3 separate regions of the Mus musculus genome follow, and all the other regions are linked to region 3. Evidence: chromatin loops called from intact Hi-C (ENCODE). Cell type or tissue: gastrocnemius. All regions are shown on one strand.

Region 1 (8,000 bases), 250 kb before region 3:
GTGATGAACACCAATGTGGAAGTGTAAGCTGAATAAACACTTCTTCCCCAACTTGCTTCTTGGTCATGATGTTTTGTGCAGGAATAGAAACCCTGACTAAGACACCAACTAAATGGTTCCCTTTATAAGAGCTGCTGTGGCTATGGCTTTTCTTCACAGTGATAAAACCCTAAGATGGGACCTAGTTGGAGTTTTTACAGCAAAAGCCTCAGGATTCAGTGGCCCAAACTGGCTGGACTCAGCCACCCACACCCAGTGTGCCAATCAACTCAGCCCTCAGGAGACAGAGGCAGGCAAAGACCCTGAGTTCGAGGGCAGCCTGGTCTATAGAGTTCCAGGACAGTCTGAGTAGCAGTGCAAAGCAGAGAGGGATTTATCCAATGTGGGCCACAGTGGGAAAAGAGACAAATGCAGGGGTCCAGTGACCGCCCCCCCCAAGTCCAGTGTTGGGCTTTTGACATGAGGTTTGCTGAGCAGAGGAAGAACTGGACACAGCCAGGAGTGTGATTTACTAAGCAGGATGTTCTGGTTGGCCATGTCTCAGTTATCCCTGCCATGACCTGTTCTGTGATGCTACCTCCCTTTCCTGGATAACGGCCTTCATGTGGAGAGGGCTCAGTTCTGTATGGTCCTGCTATTCCAAGAGTCCAATGGGACTTAAGAGGAAAGGTTAAGAGCAATCAGGTGATGGCGGCTCATGCTTTTAATCCCAGCACTTGGGAGACAAAGATGGGTGAACTCCCTGAGTTTGAGGCCAGCCTGGTCTACAGAGTGAGTTCCAAGACAGCCAGGGCTACGCAGAGAAACCCTGTATCAAAAACAACAACAAAACAAAACCAAAGCAATGCTATCTCTGTGCTTTTAGTAAAAGGGAAAGAGATAGAAAGACGACAAGAAAAAGAACCAGAGGAACCAGGCGTTTACCCCATGTTTAGTTGTCTTTTGAGCCAAGTGAGGACTCAGTGCTTTTCCAACAACCAAAGCTTCTTTTTTTTTTCTTTTTTTTAAAAATATTTTTATTAGGTATTTTCCTCATTTACATTTCCAATGCTATCCCAAAAGGCCCCCATACCCTCCCCCCACTCCCCTACCCACCCACTCCCACTTTTTGGCCCTGGCATTCCCCTGTACTGGGGCATATAAAGTTTGCAAGTCCAATGGGCCTCTCTTTCCAGTGATGGCTGACTAGGCCATCTTCTGCTACATATGCAGCTAGAGACAAGAGCTCCGGGGTACTGGTTAGTTCATAATGTTGTTCCACCTATAGGGTTGCAGATCCCTTTAGCTCCTTGGGTAATTTCTCTAGCTCCTCCATTGGGGGTCCTATGATCCCTCCACTAGCTGACTGTGAGCATCCACTTCTGTGTTTGCTAGGCCCTGGCATAGCCTCACAAGAGACAGTTATATCTGGGTCCTTTCAGCAAAATCTTGCTAGTGTGTGCAATGCTTCTAAGTGCCTGTTTCAAAAGCACAGCATTAGACTATATTAACATTTCAAGCTACACTGAAATTCTTAGTTCTTGGGGACTCCTCATTCCCTGTGACAAATGTATTCCACTGATCTAGTGGATTGGGTATGATTCTCATTAACTCCTGGACTCAAATACAACCAGACTGGGAGAAGATGGACAGAAGTCAGGAACCCAAGTCCAAAAGAGTCATGACTTCAGAGAAAGAGAGCTCTGCCTTCTTCTAGTGCAGCAAGAGACCCTGGGACTAGCACCAGGCCTGGTTACAAGTGTTCCAGAAATAGTTCACTCTCCCTGTTCCCCAGCTTGCTAGCTGGCCCAGCAAACCCAGCTCAGCAGGAACCTCTCAGCCCAGAGTGAGGCTCTGGCACACCCTCTGTATTCACAGTAGCACACCAGCCCAACCAGAAGCCAGTCTTCTTGTGATGCACATGATCTCTAATGCAACCGAAAATGCACACTCCCTCTGAGCTGGCTCAAGAGATGTCAATTCAGACAGAAGCCTACCTCGAAAATACAGAGCATGAAAAGTGCATTCCAGGCTTCACCTCTCCCCCAAGCCCATACTTAAGAGTCAGCGTCTTGTGTGACGCTAATGATTATTAAATCAAAAGGCATTCATTTAATGGAGCCATTTCAAGATCCAACAGTAAATTGCCTTCTGCTGCATAGCTCTGGGCATGAAATGATTACACCACAAAGTCTGAGCCTCTGCTGCAGCGTGAGGCAAGGGTGGCTGGGAAATTGTTTTCCAGTTTGCAACGCCAGCAAAAAAAAAAAAAAAAAAAAAAAAAGAGAGAGAGAGAGAGAGAGAGAGAGAGGGGAGGGGTCTCTTGTCTCTGAGGGTTTTATGTCCTCTGCCTCCAACCACTGTGTCATGCAGAATCATTGTGATAAAGAGTCCAGTGTCCAGATATAGGAACCCAACTCCAACTCAGGGTAAAGAAAGAGACCTACATTAGGCAGCCGTTGTTCTTGAAGCTTAAACAGAGAATGACAGTCTGCAGTGACTAATAAAGCTTGGAGAAGGACAAAGACTCAGCTCAGAGCCCTTGCCACAGGATGACAGGGAGCACATCAAATAGGCTGCAGCCTGGAGCTGGTCCCACACTCTTCCCTTGGCTAACACCAAATGCTACAAGGCACTGATCACACTTCAGGCTCCAGGCCCCCTGTTAACACTTTAACGGAGAGCCCTCTGCTTCTTTCGGTCTTCTCAATACCCTCTACTAAGGGGTGCTATCATTGAGCCCATTGTACTGACTATAAATTGGAGCCTCAGCAAAATTAGTTTGATGCAGGTCATGGCTAGTCAGTAGTGAAGCTAAGATTCAGATACAAGCCTCTCAAGGGTCTTTACTCACAATGTTGGTTGAACATTATCTCCAAAACCCTAGCTAAATGAAATGGATCATGAATATAGCTCTGGGGGTGTCTTGTAGTTCTTATTGCAAAAAAAAAAAAAATGAATAAGAATCTGATAATGGGCCTAAAATATAGTCATCACCACACCACTCCGTTGGCTTCATAATATCTGAAGTTAAGCAATCACATCAAGTATTTCTCCCCAACAGATGACAACCCATCACACTGTATCTTGCCGAACTTTAAAAGCCAGAAAGGGAACCTGGATAGGTCCTTCCTGTTCAGAATTCTACCTTGGTGAGGAGGCTAGGCCACTTTCTAAACTGTCCACTGCAGAGCTGTATTTTAAGAATATGGGTTTAAACTCTCGAGGAGCCCACTAATCCTAACCCTAACCCTAACCCTAACCCTGACCGTGGAAGCAAACAGTTCAGAAATACTCAAGAGGATGAACTGTTTAAGCATGAGTAGCCTAATAATCTAGATGCACAGTGAGTCAGAGGACCCCAAAGGGAGACTGTGTTACTTTGCTATGTGAAAGACTAAATCGCAGGCATCATCCCACCAGGCTAAACTTGGGGCAGGAGCTCTTGCTCCTGTAACTGACTTGGCATGAGTAAATTTTTTTAATCATAATTGTTCCGGAACCTTGGGTGCCCATGGCCAAAAGTCCTGTGAAGAATTTAATCAAACCATGGGCATTGTACCAATCAACCCCTTGGGAAATTTCTAGCATAATTCTGAGGGTTAGAGATTTCCTCCTTGCAAATGAGATGGATGTTATCTCGAATTCAGCATATAGTCTCTCTCTCTCCTGACAAGTCCTGCTCCATTAACTTTCAGTTGCTCCTTTTACTATTCAGTTTATAGTTTTAAACTTTTAAAGCCTTATCAGATGCCCTTTGAAACAAAATGCATAACAGATTTATTTTTAATCCATGAATAAAGACCTTGAGAGGACAAACAACATATTTAATGATAGGAAAGTGCGGTGTTGCTAATGAATGGTTCTGTTCTCCCAATAATGCCCCAAACTAAAGCAGTAATTTCTGCAAGCCTTGTTTGGCTTTAGAAATTTACAGTGTAGCATTTTCACATGTATTATATCTTATTTAGGCCTTCTGACAAACACAGACCGAGTGGGTTTAATACCTCATTTTAAATTAACGAAAGACTATGGCCCAGAGCATTGAAATTGCTGCCCCAAGCTTATATAACCAGTAAGGGATGGGAGTCAGAGCCAGAATTCTATCTCTCTGGTTTTCAGCCCAATTCAACTAACTCATGTTCTCTCTCTCCTCTCCCCTCACCCCTCATCCCTCACCCTTCTCCTCTCTCCTCTCTCTCCTCTCCCCTCTCTCTCCTCTCCCCTCTCTCCTCTCTCTCCTTTCTCTCCTCTCTCCTCTTTCCTCCCTCTCCCCTCTCTCTCCTCTCCTCTCTCTACCCTCTCCCCCTCTCCCCTTTCCTCTCTCTCTCTCTCCTTGCTCTCTCTCTCACAATCTATCTATCTATCTATCTATCTATCTATCTATCTATCTATCTATCTATCTATCTATCGTTCGATCAATAAATAGATAGCTTAGGCTTTCTTTCCTTCTACATCAATACTCTTTGATCATCTTTGGGTCCTAAGTTCCTTAACATTATGATGAAAGATAGGGATCTTTGTTTCTAGAAAATGTTTCTGTGTGCATTCAGATCCATTAGTGTACTTAATTTCAAGGGATTTCTAGATCCCTTAAGCCCAACTTCACATGCACTATAGATTTAAAGATCCAAAGGAATCTTGCTTACACTATTAGCCACCTAGAATAGCTGTGGCATCACAGTAACCCCTGAAACATGGCCTCTAATATAGAATCTGAACTGTCGTGGGCATATATGTAGGCTGAAGGACTGAGATAATGAGTAAATGAATAAGTAGATCCATTTGAGAATGCAGCTCAATGGAGCTGAAAAAAGTGGCTCAGCAGTTAAGAACACTGTTGCTCTTGCAGAAGACCTGATTCGGTTCCCAGAACCCACATGGTAGCTCCCAACTGTCTGTAACTCCATTTCCATGGGATCTGATAATGTCCCCTTCTGGCCTCCTTAGGAACTGCACACATATGATAGATAGATAGATAGATAGATAGATAGATAGATAGATAGATAGATAGATAGATAGATAGATAGATGATAGATAGATAGATAGATAGATGTGTGTATGTATAGATACACGCAGGTAAAATGTATAAAATAAAATAAATTAATTTTTTTTTATAAAAAAGAAAGTCACCTGGAGATTTGTGTCCTACTGACAGCACACTGGGAACATCCTTTCCTCTCTTACGCAACACCTGGTTAATAAGCTGGGGGCAGTATGACTAGATGGGACGCTTGCTAGTCGGATGATGTTTAATATATCCATCAACAGAGCTGATGGGCACAGTGTCACCTTCCATATCCAGAACGACACGGATACTGTAACCCCCGTCTAAATACCAGTGAGAACTTGGAACTGCAGAGCCTAGGAGAGAGGCTCATGTAACAGATTCGGAAAGGTGGCCTGTGTTTTTCTGCCTGAAATTAGTGTCTAGTTATCATTTAGATAACTTTAAACTAGGTTTTCCTAATCTGCGGCTTTTAAAATGAGAGCAACGACACTTCCATTTCTTTTTGGACATCTGGGAGGAATGCCTACTGACTTTCATTAACCCAGGATTCTATTCTGGGGAGGAACATCAGCGGCTTCCCATTAACTTTGCAGGTCATATGTTTACAGAGAGGGAGACATTTCCCTGGCCAGCTTTACTCGGGATGCTAAAGTGTAAGGGCTGGCCAGACTCATGGCCCCGGAGAACAAGGTTCTACAGCAGGCTTTTAATCTGCTCTCTTCTACTCCCTGCACCAGTCTCTCCATGCATGGGAAGACTGTAATTAGTGTCTTTTGTGGACCATAAAGCAGGTAAGCAAAACAAGGAAACAGAATTATAGGATAATATAATGGCTTCAAACTTTGTGCATCGCAGGCCCCATTTCAAACTGACTTCACTTAAAGACAACGGTCTATTCTAGGGGTTATATCTCTAAGTATATTAATTCTCAGCCTCACATAAAACTCCTATGTGAGGGCAGGTGCTTCATACATCGAAGCGTGCAACTCTGTAATTATTAGTATTGAAAGGCCATTGAATATTTTTCTATCAAGGATGTTTTTCCCTTTTGGATTCTACATCCTGGTGGTGGAAGAAAAATGGGATCAACATCTCCTTTACTCATGACCTTGTGGGACTCCTTGCATCTCAGAGCTTCTGCAGAAACCAAGGGTACTGTACCATCCTGTGTCTCCACACCAAGAACACAAGCTTTCTTCCATCCACACTTCGGGAGCCATGAACGGGACATCAGTATTTAATATGCGGCAACATTAATCCTAAACTAAGTTGTGCCAATTTTTTTCATTCACTTGGCTTGATCTAAACATGGGGCCTTTCCCACTTTCATTTATCTTGTTCTGCGTTTGTTAGGTTAGCTCATACAGCAATGACTTCATCAGAGCATTTTCACATAAGCCCTGCTCTTATTGGTTCCACTCTCCCACCCTCTTCCTGTGCCCCCCACCTCTCTTGTTGGACCAATGTCTTCCCCTTCATAGGCCCCGTTCACTTTCAATCCATGTATTTCACATCCCTATTGCCCCTCCCCATTCTTTAGATCTCTTCTTCCTTTCTCATAGTCTCCTTGCTAGTTTTGTGACCTCCCCCAAACATGCACATTGAAATTAAACCAAAGAGCTCCATATGGTGGGCATATTTCATTAGCATAAATTAATTACACATAATGTGATAGTTTATATATGCTTGGTCCAGGGAGTGGCACTATTAAGAGGTGTGGCCTTGTTGGAGTAGGTGTGTCCCTGTGGGCGTGGGCTTAAAACCCTCATCCTAGCTGCCTGGAATTGAGTATTCTTCTACTAGCAGCCTTCCAAGATGTAGAAACCTTAGCTTCTCCTGCACCATGCCTGCCTGGATTCTGTCATGTCCCTGCCTTGATGATAATAAACTGAACCTCTGAACCTGTAAGGCAGCCCCAATTAAATGTTGTCTTTCGTAAGACTTGCCTTGGTCATGGTGTCTGTTCACAGCAGTAAAACCCTAAATAAGACACACAGTAATGGGTTACATTGTGACATTTTCATATGTACAACACTACAATACTTTTTTGTTTGTTTGTTTGTTTGCTTGCTTGTTTGTTTGTTTGTTTTTGAGGCAGGATTTCTCTGTGTCCTCTAATTCAGAGATCTACTTGCCTCTGCCTCCAGTACTGGGATTAAAGGTGTTCGACACTACCTCCTGGATTACAACACTTTTTTTTTAATGGCTGTTGAGTTCATCATGCATGTAAAGTAAGAAACAGAGCTGTGTGGTGATGGTAAATGCCCTCAATCCCAGCACTCAGGAGGTAGAGGCAGGCAGATCTCTGTGAGTTCAAGGTCAGCCTAGTCTAGAGGAGTTCCAGGACAACCAACGCTAGACAGAAAAAGCCTGTCTCAAAAAAAAAAAAAACAAACAGAGATAGACAGACAGATACAGAGAGAGAGAATACCTCACAATATGACACATAACTGTTTTATGCCACTGATGCCTTCTGAAGTCATCTACTTTTTAAGCAATACATTTAACTCCTTTTAAAAACCAGGAAATTGAGCGACAGAGAAGCTAAGGAACTTGTTGATGGTCATATAGCCAAGAAACAACAAAGTTGGGATTCGAACTCAGTATTCTAGTTTCAGAGTCCAGCTCCTGTCTCTCCCTACATCCCCTGAACATGAGATCATGTCCGACTCATGGTTGCCACTGTTAACCACATGATGAAGACTTGATCTGCTTGGCAGGGGTCATCTGCATGGAGCAGCATCCAAATGTTGACTCCAGCTAGTGGTCAGGGCCAGGAAATAAGGTAACTTCCTCCTAAGAAAAAGACACAACAAAACAAGCAACTTCCTCGTCCCAGCAGTGAGGAAACCAAGTTAAGGACCAGAAAGATGAACTCTGGTCAGCAGTCGGGACTTCTGTCTACTTGCCTTTGATTTCACTGGTGCTATTACTTTGTGGTACTAGGACTTGAATCCAGGGCCTTTGCACATGCCAGGCAAGTATTCTGTCACTTAGCGACACCCTGCTT
Region 2 (8,000 bases), 310 kb before region 3:
GTCTTACTGCAGCTTGATGTGCCAAGTCGATCTCCATGGGCGCTCCCCTCTTCTGAAGAGAAAGGGAGGAGAGTGGAGTGTGAGGGAGGCCTGGGAGGAATTGAGGGAGGGGAAGTTGTGGTCAGGGTGTAAAGCAAATAGATAAGTTTAAAAAAAAGAAAAAAGAGGACCAGTGTCTTGATTTGACTAAATTGTCAAGTGATGCTGAAGAAATTGTGGAATTTTTAAAACCTGAGACATGGGTTGCAGGAAGGAAGATTAAACTATTCATATTCAGCTGTGGAACTGCTGAGACAATTCATTCTAAGATTCTACAAAGGTGGTCCTATTGAAGCTTGGATAGCATCATAAATGTTTTGTCTTTGAACTTTCATGCTGTCCTGTTACTTTTCCAAACAAATTTTCAAAAGTTTTACTATGTATCATCTGGCCCTTCCAATGTAATAACAACTATTTGATTTTCTGAAGTAATCCTTCCTTTTCTTTCTTTCTTTCTTTCTTTCTTTCTTTCTTTCTTTCTTTCTTTCTTTCTCTTTCTTTCTTTCTTTCTCTCTTTCTCTCTCTCTTTCTCTCTTTCTTTCTTTCTTTCTTTCTTTCTTTCTTTCTTTCTTTCTTTCTTTCTCTTGCTTGCTTTCCTCCTCCTCCTCCTCCTCCTCCTCCTCGTCTTCTTCTTCTTCTTCTTCTTCCTCTTCCTCCTCCTCCTTCTTCCTCCTCTACCCCTACCCCTCCTCCTTCTTCCTCTTCATCTTCTCTACCTCCTCCCTCTCCTCTTCCTTTGTATATTTTTTGGAGGCGTGGTTTTGCTTTTGTTTCCTTGACTTTGAGACAGGGTCATGCCATGCAGTCTCATTCAGCACTGAACCTCTGCTCCAATGTGGGATCACAGACCCATGCCACCACTTGTGGCTTCTTCTTCTTCTTCTTCTTCTTCTTCTTCTTCTTCTTCTTCTTCTTCTTCTTCTTCTTCTTCTTCTTCTCCTTCTTCTTCTTGTTAATAAAACACCTGATGTCATTATAATATAAGATTTATAAGGATGTCATTATAAATATAAGATTTATTTATCTCATATGTTGAAGATTTAAGGGTGTGGCTTTGGCAGTTGCTCAGCTCTGGTGAGGACACCATTGTTCAATACAGCTGATGATGTGAGGATGGATAAATCATGTTACTGATCAGGATACCGATCAAGCAGAACGGGCCAGTCTTTCAATGTCCCACTAGATCTCACGCCTTCAAGGTCTTACTACCCTAACATTGCCACACTAGGAACCAAGATCCCAAACACACAAATCTTTGTGAGACACACTCAAACCATATCCAAATATCTTTATTCCTCTCGTCAACTAATTAGAGCATCATTAAATGCTAACCTGCGTAACCCTGAGTTTAATCTAACCTCAGTTTTAAGGCCCAAGGGATCATCCTTAAATGGGACCTCACAAACTATCTGAATAGACCGGAGAAGCTGATGAGGAGTCACGATGCTATGAGTCTTTGTCCACATGTTTCAGTGGAAAACATCTGAACGGTCACACTCAGTTAACAGAGATCAGTAACTGCCCATATGCTAGAGCAAAGAAAGTCACCTGCAAGGTGACTGGTTCATCATACTGTCACCACTGAGTCCTCTCAACACATCGAGTTACCCTGTGGTTCCTACAAGTTTCCTTAGACAGAACAAGTCCTATTGTTACATTATAATAAATAAGAGCACAGGTTAGCTCGTTAATTCTCAGCATGGTTTCCAAGTAGCATCATCAGCCCCATCAGAGAACTTTTTAGAAGTACAATTCTGTGTCCCAACAGGCAGTGCTAAGGAGAGTGCCCAGGAAACTGCTTTAACAAGTCTTTTGAGGGATTCTGATGCACACTAACAACATCCTTGCTTTATTTCCTGGCTTTGTAGGAACTCATCAATGCCACGTTCCTTCTGTGGTTGACTTATTTGGCTTAGCACAGTGTGAAGACTCAAGTGTGGTGCATCTCAGTTATGGATTATCCTTTCTATGGGGCTGGAGAGATGGCTCAGTTAAGAGCACCGACTGCTTTTCCAGAGATCCTGAGTTCAATTCCCAGCAATTACGTGGTGGCTCACAACCATCTGTAATTGGATCTGGTGCCCTCTTCTGGTGTGTCTGAAGACAGCTACAGTGTACTCATATAAATAAAATAAATAAGTGGATAATAATAATAATAAAACAATATCCTTCCTTTATAAGGCTGCTTTTTGTCCCAGGTTATAAATGTATTGTGGTTTTGTTCTGCCTTATCTGTTCATGGACACAGAGTCCTTACACTTTCGGGCAATCATGAGTAGTTTTGCTACAAACACAAGTGTATATATACATCTTTCTGTGAATCCTTGCCTACAATTCATTTTAATACAAAGCAAATTTCTGGTAGTCTACTACCCTTGACACCCCATCTTTATTAGAGAAGCCACTCTCTCTAGCCCCTTCTGTAAGGCAGTGTGGCCTCCCTGGAATCCTAGAGAATGCTGTAGGATTTTCTTACATCCTTTGAAAACGTCGGCGTGAAGGCCCACTCTTTCCCAAAGACACACATTTGCCTCTCTTGCCCTGCATCCCATTTGTTTATAGAGCATGATTTTTTTTTTCTGACCCATCTGCAAAAATGTGAAGTACTCATATAGAAAATGTTATTTTTTTTTCCATCCTGTGGGTGACAGGGACCTAAGAACAAAGGAGGATTACAGGGCAGACTGTCTGCTATCATAGCTTAGTCGTCTGCTACTTGTTTCCAACCAAACACACAGTATCATTAGCTCTGCCCTTGGCTTCAACTTAATCTATTTTGACTACGAATATTGTCTTCTTCGGAAGCTCTACAATTTCCTGAAGAGACTGCAAATCAGCATTCTTGCCTAGAGCCATACGTGGTCGTTAGCTTTCCTCTGCTTGAAAGGCAGACAAAGGCAGCATATCATTGTGAGCGGCAAGGTTTTATTTTATCTTATTATTATTTTATTTAGTGTCTGCCTCCCAGCTGAACTACAAGGTAAGGTATCTAGATGCTGAACGTTTATCAGATGTGCTTAATTTTCCCAATAGGCCCTGGAGACAGGAAGAAAACAAGATAACAGGCTCTAACTAGCAGCAGTTGGGATATTCAGACTTTGAAAGTTTTAGCCTGTATGATATACAGTGGCAAGGCAGTAAGATACTACACTCATCTGTCACTCAAAAATTCTCTGAGATGAGACTGCTTAATGAAAAAAGTTATTTCTGTGAGGGCTGCAAAAAAATGGGGTTTTACAACAGCTTTTTTCCAAACTTGTTAAGAGTTGACACGTGTATTTCCTCTAGGAGGCAGTGTTGTGTAGTGGAGATGTGGTCTTTCAAACCAGCTCTGTGACCTTGAGGAACTTGTATCTGTCTCTCTGTCTCTCTGTCTCTGTCTCTCTCTCTCCTTCCTTCCTTTCTTTCTTCTTTTATTCATTCATTCTTTTAAAAAAAATTACAGGATTTCATGTAACGCAGATTCATCTCACACTTGCTATGCAGCTAAGGAAGGCCCAGAACTTCTGACTCCCATCTCCACTCTGAGTGTTGGGATTAATGATTTCTACCACCATGCCAATTCCACAGTGCTGGACATCAGACTCAAAGCACTAAACTTGCTAGGCAAGCAATTTACCAACTGAGCTCCAGCCCAGCCCCTGAATTGTTTTGTTCTGAGATAAGTTTGCACTGTGTAGCCAGGCTAACGTTGACATCTCATTATCTCAGCTGCCCGAATTTTGGGGTTATTGGCATGTGCCACCATGGGGCTTATACAACGTTCTTCACACTTGACTCGATTTTTTAATAGGACATGCACTAAAAAGCTATTCTGAAATGTTAGGTTTCTAAGCAACTTTTCTGTTCCCTTAATATTGAGCCAGCCCTTCCCTTTAAAACCTTTGTCTTTGTTCCCAACATCCTTTGCCTCCACGATGGACAGGGAGACCACGGTCCAGTTCTCAGGTGTCCGTGGCATATAATCCCAGTGGTTTTTCTGTATTGCTTTCACCAACTCCACAAAATCCAGAAAATTTGGCAAATCCCCCTGTGTAACGACTGTTTCAACTTCCCATCGTCTCAGGCTTGTGTTATATCTGACAATAAGCCAGGCTATGAGCAACACAGTGACAACTTGCTGGGCAGGATAGGAACTGGAGCAGAGTGAGAAAGATTTAAGTGAGGGCTGCTTTTGGTGAGTAGCCAGCTCATTATGACACGTTTTGCTCCTGATACCTCTTGTAAGTTGAACAGTCGGAGAGCGAAGCCTCTCTTTCTCCTGAAATGGTTGAGCCCATGCTGTGTACTCAGTAGAGAGCTGTGTGAGCAACACACACCTTGGTTGTCATTCAATAGTTTCATTATCTACATAGAAAGACCACATGTTCACAAAAGTACTGAAGGTACAAAAGCATGTGACAATAAACAAGAAAATAGCATTATGTGTGTATTTATATGTACTTATAAATGTGTGCCATTAACTCTCTATAAGTTCTGCACCCAGCACTATAAAATATATGTTATATATATTTATTATATATAATATTATATATGCATAGTCTGAGCTGAGATTGGTGATGCTTTTAATCCCAGCACTCAGTAAACAGAAGCAAGTAGATCTCTCTGGTTCCAAGCCCAGCCAAAGTCACACAGTAAGACTCCCTGCTCTTCTTTCTATATATAGATATATAATATTTATTACACATAATCTGTACTGACATGTCATTTTTTCCCAAACAATAAGCTTAACAACTGCTTATGCAACATTTATATTGGGTTGGCGATTATATATAACCTAAACACGAGTCAAGGCATATGGGAGGATGCATCATTTAATTAAAGGTACCATTTTATATCAATGGATAATGGACAGAGGCTAAGAGAACTGTTCTTGAATTGGTTCCCTCTTTCCTTCAATTACAGCCTTAACTAAAGAATAAATTAATCTACTTCTCTCCAATCTACCCGTACTTATGCAATTCATCTGTCTTTTGTCATTAGAATCTTTCAGCACCCATAGAACTTTGTCTTTTGATGTGTCCCAGCACCAGTAACAGGGACTGTCACTTGGTAGGTGATCAGTAAGCGTTTGTTTGTGAATACATGGTGTGGTAGTTTGGAACAGATAGGAACAGTTCCCATAGGAGCATATTTGAATGTTTGACCCCAGTTGATGGAAAGATCAGGAGGTTTGGCCATGTTGGAGGAGGTGTGTCACTAGGGATGGCCTAAGGCCACACCAGGCTCAGGTGCTCTCTCTCTCTCTCTCTCTCTCTCTCTCTCTCTCTCTGCCAGTTTTCTATGGATCAGGATGTAAAGCACTCAACTACTACCCCAACACCGCACCTGTGTGCTTCCCACTGTGATGGCCATGGATTCTTACTACCTTCTTAAATCAAGAACATTTTTACCCTGTTAAGTGTTTTTCTTTTATAAGCGATGCCTTTATCATATTTTCTCTTTACAACAATAGAACAATAACTAAGACATCTGGGAGCTTCAAGACTCTGGTTTTTTTCATTTGTTTGTTTGTTTTTTTTCTTTTCCCTTTTTACCCTCAGGCCCAAAGACCATCGCCCATCACAACAGTCTATGGTCAGGAATCCTCAGGCACTCTGCCTGACAGACTTGGATGTGAACAAGAAAAGCTAGTCTGGAGAAGTCCTGCAAATCTTAAGGATCACAACACATGATTCTAAAAAGCTCCAAGTAGAATGGCAAGCTGAGGCATCCAGGCTAACGAAGTCTTCTGGGTCCCTAGACAAAGCCCCATTCTAACCCAGTTGACAAGGAATCCAAAGCTGTACTCCCAAAGGGCACAGGAAGGAAACTGGACTTCTCCCTCCTATGAAGGAAAAGATTTGTGCTAGAATCATGGTGTAGTGGGATGAATTGCCCCCCTGGAGTCATGAAATTTGTGCATTATGTATAGCATTGCCTGTATTTCACGGAAAAATCACTGCAGAATTTCAGGGTCCTGAAATACATTTGTGTGACTGCAGGATGAAACTTAGCCAGCATTCCCCAACCCTGTTCCTGGAACCGGGTTTTCCAGACTCCAGCCCTCTACACCTGCAGTCACACAGGAGCCAGTGGCCACATGTGACTGGCAAGCATTTGCAGTAGGGCTCAGGCTACATTTTCAAATGAAGAGACCAAAACAGTGTACAGAAAAGGCAAAACAGACATGCAGCACATCCCTTCAATCATGTTACATTGATTGATGTTTAAATAATGGTCTTAGCCGGGCGTGGTGGCGCACGCCTTTAATCCCAGCACTCGGGAGGCAGAGGCAGGCGGATTTCTGAGTTCGAGGCCAGCCTGGTCTACAAAGTGAGCTCCAGGACAGCCAGGGCTATACAGAGAAACCCTGTCTCGAAAAACCAAAAAACCCAAAAAATAAATAAATAAATAAATAAATAAATAAATAAATAATGGTCTTTTTACCTACTGAGCTAAATAAAAATAGATCATCAGAAAAGGGATAGGAGCAGAAGCAAGGCAGATTTGAGGCAGAGGCTATGTGTAAACTCCAGTACTTTTGTTCAGTTTGGCTACAAAAACCTACAACTGCTTTGAAATCAAGAATGCTCAAGTCAGCCATTGTAACTCATACTTAGCATAACAGCAGCATTCTGGAACAGAGGCAGGAGGATCTCCAGGTCAACCTGAACTACATTGCTATTGCTAGTTTGAGGCCAACCTGGGCTACAAAATGAGAGCCCGACTTAAGTCAGAAAACAAAACAGAAGCCTGCTTATAAATAGTTCACCTGTTTGATTTGATTTGTTGGTTGGTTGGTTGGTTGGTTGTTTTGTTTTGTTTTTTTGTTTGTTTGCTTGTTTTTACCTTTCTGACGATAGTTGCAGGAACCTTTAAATTTACATATGTACCTAAGTTCATGCCAAGCCCAGTGTGATGACTCACACTTATAATCCCAGTACTCAAGAGACAGAATCAGGAGGATTGCCAGGAGATCCTGGTCAGCCTGGGCTACAGAGTGAGACCCTGTCCAGAAAAATAAAATGTCAAATGAGATATTTCTATTTGATATATTCTTATTGTTTTTCTATAATCTGAAAGAAAATCAAATAACTGCCTCTCCACATTTTACCAATCCCCACCCCATGGCATCTGTGCTCACTATCAGGGTGAGTGTACCAAACCTGCTCAGAATACATAGTGTATAGAACCCTGGTGAATTGGCGTTTTCTAAATGCATTTGGCCAGGATACCCATTTCCTACTAAGCACCAACTCCCCTTCATCTTGAGGAAGACATCTTGGAAAAACACGGCCCTAGATTGTAGCACTCAGATTTTGTTGATTTATCACATGATTCTAACGATATGGAAAGAAAACCTCAGTGAGATTGTAAGATGCTCAGACAGGTAGAGTGTAAAATGCTCAGACAGGGAGACTATAAGATGCTCAGATAGGGGGCTGGAGAGATGGCTCAGCGGGTAAGAGCACTGACTGCTCTTCCAAAGGTCCTGAGTTCAAATCCCAGCAACCACATGGTGGCTCACAACCACCCATAATGAGATCTGATGCCCTCTTCTGGTGCGTCTGAAGACAACTACAGTGTACTTATGTATAATAAAATAAATCTTAAAAAAAAAAAAAAAAAAAAGATGCTCAGGGAGAGTTTAAGGGAAAAGTCTTTGATGGCTCCTGGGAGAGACCACAGCTAGGTAAAAGCTGATAAAAAATGTGCGAGTGTGGGATTGGAGAGGGAAGATGAGCTCGGGTTTCCTAACAGAAATAAACCTTGGCTTTCTACTGCTTGGGTTGCCTTAGAGCTGTGGTTCCCAATCTTCCTATCGCTGCAACCCTTTAATGCTGTGGTAACCCCCCAGCCATAAAGTTATTTTTACTGCTACTTCCTAACTGTAATTTTGCAGCTGTTATAGATCATAATGTAAATACCCGATATGCAGACAATCTTAGGGTGGGTGACCCCAAGGGGTTGAGAACCAC
Region 3 (8,000 bases):
GGGAGATGAGGATATAGCTCAATTTTAGAGTGGTTGCCTGCTGTGCTGCTTGCTAATGTTATGTTATCACCTCGACACAACAGATTTCCCTGAGAAGAGGGAACCTTAGTTGAGTAATTGTAGATCAGATAGGTCTGAGGCTATATCTGTAAGAGATTGTCTTGACCAAGTGAAGTGGGAGGGCAGGCTCAGCCCGTTGTGGGTGGCACCATCCCTAGGCAAGTGGGTCTGGGTTGTGTAAGTGTGGTGAGCATAAGCCAGTGAGTCTCAATGCTCCCTGCTGTCCTCCTCAGCGTCTGCCGACTTCTCTCAGTAATGGATGGTGACTTGGAAGTATAAACCAAATAAATAAACCCTTTGCTCCCTACCCCAAGTTGGTTTGGACCAGTGTTTTATCAGAGCAATGGGAAGCCGACTAGGATACCTAGCATGTCCAAGGCCTTGGGTTTGATCCCAAGTACCATCAACTAAGTTGTGAATGTGGTGTGTTCCCCGTCCACGGGAAGACTGTTGAAATGTATTTGAAGGCAGCATAGTTCAGGATAGGTAAGACATGTGCTACCTTCAGGAGTGTTCGGTTGTTTCAGACTTGTACTACTTGAATGAATGCATTTCAGTTTCTCATTTGAACAATGACTGCAGTAGTACCTCAGTGCTATTGAGTTAGCAACTTGGATCCTTGTTTATGGTGAGAGTGGGCTTTTTGTTGTTGTTGGTGGTGTTTGTTTTGGTTTTTAATACTGTGGGCTTAATGCTCTTCTTGATCATGGGTCTGCAAGTTTCTCCTGTGAAAGGTCACGTGACTATTCCAGGCTTTGCAGCTCATCTGGTCTATTCTCAGTAATTCTGCTGTCACAGCCGCATAAAAGCACCAGACAAAATGCAAAAGTGAGTGATAGTGTCTACTGCTTAATAAAGTTTTACTTATGAGCACTGAAGTCTGAATATTACATAATTTAAAACATAAAAACCACCTGGCATCTTCTATAGAATCCCTAGCTTTTAATTTTAAGAGCCAGAGGAGTATGTTCAAGCATACATAGCCTGTGCTAGCTACATACCAAGTTCCATATAGCCTAGGCTATACAGCAAGATCCCATTTCCAAAAACAAAGGAAGAGAAAAAAGAACCTTTTTGTTTTGTTTTGTTTTGTTTTGTTTTTTGTTTTCCTTTTCAGCTTGAGCTGTTCAAAACTAGTGCACTGTAGTTTGCCCTTGTTCTAGACACAAGTTAACAGCTGTTTATCTGACTGGCTTAATCAAATGGTTTTGGAATATGCAGGCCCCTCTTCCCACCTAACTGTGAGCTTCACACTCTGCTCAGCTAGTGTTTGTTCGCACATTTCCCTACTTCTTTCTCACAGCACTGGTCTTCACAAACTCTTAGATCATGGGTGAACAGGGTGGCCTGCCTGTGGCCTTGTGTCTTTAATTTGAAGAGAAAAGATTCTATATATAGCTCAAGAGTAACTGAAGCCCTGGCTGTCCTGGAACTCACTCTGTAGACCAAGCTGGTCTGGAACTCGGAAATCTGCCTGCCTCTGCTTCCCATAGTGCTGGGATTAAAGGCGTGCACCACCACTGCCCTTCAAAAACTGCACTTCTTAAATCTGGTAGTTTAAATAATCCCAGAGGAGCCAGAGTTCCAGGCTAGCCAAAGTCACACACCCCAATATAAATGAGTCTGCAGAAGTAGGATGGTTTAGTGATGTCAGTCTGTATCCTGTTGATGTGTGCCCTTAATAATTTCAGTGAGATTTCAGAGTGGATTAATCCAGAGTCCAGCAACAGCCATGAAAATGCTATCTGTGTCTTAGTGCCTAAGTCTGTGGCTACTATGGGTTCTACAGGTGCTGCTGGTGAGTAGCAGTCGGTACCCAGACCAATGGATTGTCCCAGGAGGAGGGATGGAGCCGGAGGAGGAGCCTGGCGGTGCTGCTGTGAGGGAAGTGTATGAAGAGGTGAGATGAAGGCTGTCTTGAGGGGTTTTACAGGAGGGTCTTCTGGCTTTTTGCCAGGTAATCCTGAGCAAATGCAAGCAGGCAGTTGACAGAAGTGTTCTCTTCTGCAATGTTTATAAGGATTGTCTAGATTACATTCAAACTGCCTTAAAATTCAATAATAAAAGGTGTCACACCTTCATGCACAAAATCTCAAGTGGCCTGATTGTCCCTTCCCTCAGGATTGGAACTTGGCTTTACACTCAGATGAGACCATGTAAGGTAGAAGTGTGTAGTATATGCTAGACTCTGTCACTGGGCTTCCGGGTACATTCAGGAAGGTTTTAGTCTTGGGAGATGGGCTTCCTGGGGGAAATGCTTCCCAGCTTCACTGACAGGAAGCACTGCCATTGCTGCTGTTGCTATAGTAACAGGGGTGAGGAATCAGGACCCTTTGAATGGTGGCTAGAGAATTGTAGCTCTTGCCTGGAAAAGAAGGCAGGTTTGTAAGAAGGTATAGTTGGGCTGGAGAGATGGCTCAGCTGTTTCTCCAGAGGTTCTGAGTTCAATCCCCAACTGTCCCATGGTGACTCACAACCATCTATAAGGGGATCTGATGCCCTCTTCTGGCCTAAGGATGTCTATGCAGCAAAGTGCTCATACAATAAATGAAAATTTTTAAAAATTGAGAAGTGGGGGGAGTCTGTTAGTTCATACAGAAAATTGTTTTCCTTCAGTTTGATAAGAAGTTCATTTTTTATCACCCATGTCATTTCTTTTTAAATGAAAGTCATCTAATCAATCCAGGCAATTGGGATTTGTGTGTGAATTGAGCCATTATTCTATACATAGGCAGTGAGTCTTGGTATGGCCAAGAAATTTACAATTAGACAGCTAACTTGCTAGGGAACGCCTGAACTATTTAGATTCAGAAGTTGAAACAAAACATAGCTTATAATGAATCATTATGAAGATAAGCATTTTACTTACCTAGCCTGTTTCTTTTTTAATAGGCTGGAGTCAAAGGAAAGCTAGGCAGACTGCTCGGAATATTTGAGGTGAGTCACAAAATAGCCCTCACTTTGATTCCTGATTCTTCCTAACAGCAGCCTGCACCAGGTTCCTCTAAAACGACCAGCAGGCAGGCCACTGGTTAGCATCGGGGGAGGCTGGGTAGTTACCCATGTCTGACCGTGGAGTAGAGCTCACACAAAGACTGGCCACATGGGCATAGGCAGCATCTTTAGCAGTCTGAGATCTAGGTCTTAAGATCTGGGGGCGACTGGGTTCTGTCTAGTTCAGCATGTGACGCTGAACAACAAACAGTGACTTGAAGGACCACGGAAAACTCAGGTACAAGGAATAAATGCTAAAATAAACCTCATTTGTGTTCTCTCACTAACGAGGCAGGATGGAATTCAGCAAGGGGACGGTGGAGAGAGAGGCTGGGTTGAGAAGTCAGTGAATCCCTAGTCAGTGTGGTGTGTGCTGTGCCACAAGTACGGGGTCTTCCCTCATCAAAACGTAAGAGTTAGCTCAGTCTTTCTTGGTAGAACCAAGAGTTAATTAAGCCTTTAGGAATTCAAGTGTGTATGTATTGGAATTGATAAGGCACCAGTTCTTGTGGTTGGAGAGATGGCTCAATGGTAAGAATATTCAAGGTAAGAGTACTGGTTGTTTTGCCAGAGGACCTGAGTTCAACTCCCAGCACCCACGTCCACAAGTGTAATTCCAGTTCCAGGGGACCTGACCCTCACTCAGGCATATGCAGGCACATAAGATAAAAAATTTTTAAATGTAGTTCTTAAAATATTACACAAAATGCCTATCTGTGGTTACATAGCACCATCTTCTGGTTAAAGTGAGAAATACAAATTTTTCTGTGATAATGTGTAGAAACCAATTACACCTTTGTCACTATGGCCAGTTTGTAAAGAAAAATCATAACTAAAACTTAACTGGTTAAGGAGACAGCACACTATTTGACAGGAAATGGCAGCCAGCAGTTTTTCCCTTTAGAGTATCACAGCACGTGACATGTTTTTAGCAATTTCCCATTGGCGGTGTTGGACCTCCCGTTTCAGATTTTGAGATACATCATTGTAATGCAGGCTGTCTCAGCTTCTAAATGCTGAGGTTTCTGGGGTGCACCAACATACCCAGACTAGTGTCTTTGGTCTTGAGACAGGATCGTAAATCTGACCTCAGCTGGCTTAGAACTTGCTAGGTAGGTAGTCCAGGCGGCCTTGAAACTGAATCCTTCCTGCCTTGGTCCTCCAGGTTCTGATTTCAGCTGTGAACTACTACTATGCCTACCATCTTCAGTGCAAAGTTTTTTTTTTGTGTGTGTGTGTGTGTGTGTGTGTGTGTGTGTGCGCGCGCGTGCATGCCTGTGCTCATGTATGCACACGTGTAAAGGCTAGAGAACAGCTTTTGGGAATGATTTTCCTCTACTGTAGGCTCCCAAGATCCAACTCAGCTTTTCTGTGCTGAGCCATCCTGCCAATGCCAATTTTGAGGTGTGTGTTTTATATATACACACTTCTGTCTGCATTGCTACACTATGCACCGTCACACTGGAAACAGCCGTGCTGGTCACTGGGCCAGAGCCCTGAATTAAAATGCTTTTTTTCTCTATTCAAGCAGAATCAAGACCGGAAGCACAGAACATATGTTTATGTTCTGACTGTCACTGAAATATTGGAAGACTGGGAAGACTCCGTGAATATAGGTGAGCTTCTGTTCCTTTACTCCGTCCCTCCCACCTGCCATTCCTTCTGGTCCCTCCCACCTTCTGCCATTCCTTCTTAACTGATTTTTTTGGTTACTGTTTTGAGAGGGGTGAACATGTAGTTCTACTTTTGAACTACCTTATGATTTTTCCCTACCATATTATTAAGTCATTTAGGAAGTAAAAAACTCATTGTTTGGGGGGAAAGAAAGGAAATCTTGTATATTAGTAGGGTATGCCTTCTTAAACTGACCTGACAGTGACTGCTGCTGTACTCTTCTCTAGGAAGGAAGAGAGAGTGGTTCAAAGTAGAAGATGCAATCAAGGTTCTTCAGTGTCATAAGCCTGTCCACGCAGAGTATCTGGAAAAACTAAAGCTGGGCTGTTCTCCGACCAATGGAAATTCCTCGGTCCCTTCCCTCCCAGATAACAATGCCTTGTTTGTGACTGCTGCGCCGCCCTCTGGGGTGCCATCCAGTATAAGATAGAGGGTTGGGGTCCCTCCCCCATCATGTGATGCACATGTCACAAGGAGAGGCTCTTTCACTTCTAACACACCTGACTGCTGCTGGCAAACTCTGTATTTGCTATGCAGGGATTTCAAATAATTTGCATGTATTTCATCTGCTTTCAAGTCTTTTAAAATAAATAACAAAATAGCAAAAAATATTTTAAGATGCCAAAGCCATGTGGAATTTTTTTTAAAGCCTTCATTGTACCCCATTCCTTTGGTTTTCATTTTTATAACCTTTTTGACATTTTCACTTTTGTCCACTTAACATTCTATGGTTTGTTTTGACAGATCAACTGGTTATTGGGTATATTTTTTGCCCAATTTTTTTTTTTCTTACAGTATCAAAATAGACACCAAATCTTTGTTGGGAATTAATGAAAAATTCTTGGTATTTAAAGAAATCTATCCACCCCAAAACTTAAAGAGAGTCATATTCTCCCTTTGTAAACTGCAGATTTGGGCCGTGTTTGTATGGGCCAGGAGCCTTTGACAAAGCACTTCAGCTTCCTGTTTCTGAGAATTTGTTCACAGGCAGAATTATGTCACGGTCCATGTACTAGGACCGGTTCCCCTCTGCCACAGTGATTTGATGTGAAAGTGTGCCGTCTTTTAGGGAAAACTGTCAGTACTTACACGTGGCTCTGCATAGCTCATCCTGAAACTGGTTATAGAAATCTATTTAGCACGCTCAGCTGCTATTTCCCTTCTTTGACATAGACTCTATTAGGGGCCACATTTCCCTCAAGGGTGAGTACTCTTTAAATATATTTTCAGTTTCTGATTTAGAGACATTGTTCACCACTGGACTAGACTAACCTTGGATGCCGGTCAGTGACGACTTTGTCACACTAAATAAGATGGCTGTTCTAGGCCTAAGACACTGTCTTGAGGGTCAGTAAGTGACGAGTCAGATGAGTTAACTGTGGGGAAACTAGAACATTCGAGCCAAGAATTATTGTACCTCGCCTTTGTGCTGACTCAAAATTGGCCATCCCATGAAAAAGTACCATGACTTCATGGAGGAAGTGAAGGGGGAGAAGAGGAAAAGATCTTTAGCCATTATTAACCTTTTGTAAATACTCTAACTGGCAAGCTTAAGACAGTGAAGACATTTGTTCTGTCGCTTGTTAACCTTTAAACTGTAATAGTGCTGCTGACAAGGGTCCTTGCCTGTAAGGAAAACTGGCACCGTTTCCATAATGAGATCTTGGGCCACCGATGCAGCAGAACTAAAAGCATTAGATTCCAAAGCAGAAGAACTCAGCCAGTAGTACTCATTCTAAATTATGTAGTGTAACCAAGCGTGATCGTCCAGACCTTTTATATTTTTCTTTGTACAGAGGTCATGTACTCTGGGTGTTTTAAAAGAAACATTTTAAAGAAACCCACAGATTGTCATTCTCTATCTTGTTTTCTCACGATTCTCTGCAATTCTTCCCTGTACTAAACACAACAGAGAAACTGGACTGTTTTGTATAGAATACTGCTTCCAGCAAATAAACCATCACAAGTGCTTGGGGGTTTGTATGTACACGATACTCTCAGAGGTAATAATGCATGAACCTATTTTATATGTAAAATATGTACAGTATTCATGTCAACCATCTCTTTAAAAGTTAGCCTATAAATATTGTTGTATAATTTCTTTGGTCAGAAACATTTGGACTAAGTCATGTCACCTGGGTCAGGATTTCTTTCAGTGCCATTTAGCAAACTGTCTTTAGTCTATGCAAATAGCAAAGATTTACAGAATGCAACTGAATGCAGCTTCACTGTTAAATTTCACCTGAGGGCTCCTCATTATTCTTCTGGAACCCAGAACTTGAAAGATCTAAAGGAAATTGAATCTAGTAGAGCTCATGTCTACCAGCCCAGCCGCCTGCAGCGGGGAGACTGCTGTTTGTGCTTATCTGTGCAGGCGCTGAATAAAACGGGGCAGCTAAATTCTCCAGTTCCATGTGCCTCCTAATGTTTAAAAGAAAAAAGCAAAGTAACTTGTTAAAAATTGACTTGCAAAAAAGTAGAAACTGTTGGGTGGTGGTGTAAAGAAATGGCATTTTCCCACCAAGGACAAGCCATCCAGTTGTCAGTCACACCGTATGAAGCAGCAAAGGTGAAGGAGAGAAAAGGGTATGTGTACAAGAGTTGCTTTGCATGGTCTCATCTGAGATGGTTGCATTCGAACTGTTGTAAGAATTGTAAGAATCTTGACTTTTTTACGTTTGGAAACATCAAATAAAAATGGAAACAACCTCTGTATGTTTATTTTTAGTTTAAGAAGAGCCTGTTTTCATCTTTCAGGTACATGCTTTTACAGGGGGCTAGAGAAATGGCTTAAGAGTGTTTGCTCTTCTTTGAAATGATCTGACATTGGTTCCAGCACCCACAGAGGTTCACAGCATCACACACACAGGTTTCAGAGCTATGCCTTTGCTGTATAGAATCTGTTCCCTCAGCTAGATTTATATCATGTGCAGCCATTCTATACTTCCATGTGGCATTCTACAGTAAAACTCACATCAGACTTCATACACACACACACAGCTCTTGTGCACTTCGACTAACTTGGATTGGTGGCTTAACGCCATGAAGTTTCCTAATAGGTTAATAACCAAAACTAGAAAAATAACAGGACATTCCTTACTATAATTTCCACTCAAACATGTAAAAGAACTAGAAGTTTCAGAGCAGTGATTAAATGCAGTAGTTTGGGCTGGGTAAGTAGTAATAACACATGCCTTTAAGCTCTGGGAGACAAGGAGAGCAGCACTGCTATGCTAATCAATCACAGGTTCAAAGCCAGCCTGGTCTCTATT

Evidence for each region. Peaks named below come from ENCODE experiments on the same cell type or tissue, not always from the same donor. Only the 100,000 strongest peaks of a DNase experiment are listed, where the experiment ranks them.
Region 1: it touches region 3 in a loop (2.6-fold over the local background); 5 of 42 quality-filtered maps call a loop at or near these places.
Region 2: a loop joins it to region 3, with 10 times the contacts of the local background. A loop is called at or near these places in 35 of 42 quality-filtered maps.

Annotation. Positions count from the first base shown.
Region 1 is chr10:95,795,450-95,803,449 of GRCm38, reverse strand. No RefSeq gene overlaps it. Among named protein-coding and RNA genes, the nearest start is that of Gm33377, 18 kb to the left of the region's middle. In gastrocnemius, a CTCF peak has its summit at 4,905 (motif pointing left); DNase peaks (open chromatin) are centred at 1,833 and 2,560; H3K27ac peaks cover 4,317 bases.
Region 2 is chr10:95,853,701-95,861,700 of GRCm38, reverse strand. The region is part of intron 3 of Gm33377 (a long non-coding RNA gene); the gene reads right to left. Among named protein-coding and RNA genes, the nearest start is that of Gm33543, 15 kb to the right of the region's middle. In gastrocnemius, a CTCF peak has its summit at 3,319; no DNase peak of the experiment used is centred here; H3K27ac peaks cover 230 bases.
Region 3 is chr10:95,546,446-95,554,445 of GRCm38, reverse strand. It overlaps Nudt4 (nudix (nucleoside diphosphate linked moiety X)-type motif 4), which reads left to right. Exons shown (of 5, transcript NM_027722.5): 2 at 1,850-1,960; 3 at 2,953-2,997; 4 at 4,586-4,670; 5 at 4,956-7,439. The coding sequence ends at 5,158. Among named protein-coding and RNA genes, the nearest start is that of Mir3058, 8.9 kb to the left of the region's middle. In gastrocnemius, CTCF peaks have their summits at 2,578 (motif pointing left) and 3,799 (motif pointing left); DNase peaks (open chromatin) are centred at 1,927 and 5,136; H3K27ac peaks cover 4,196 bases.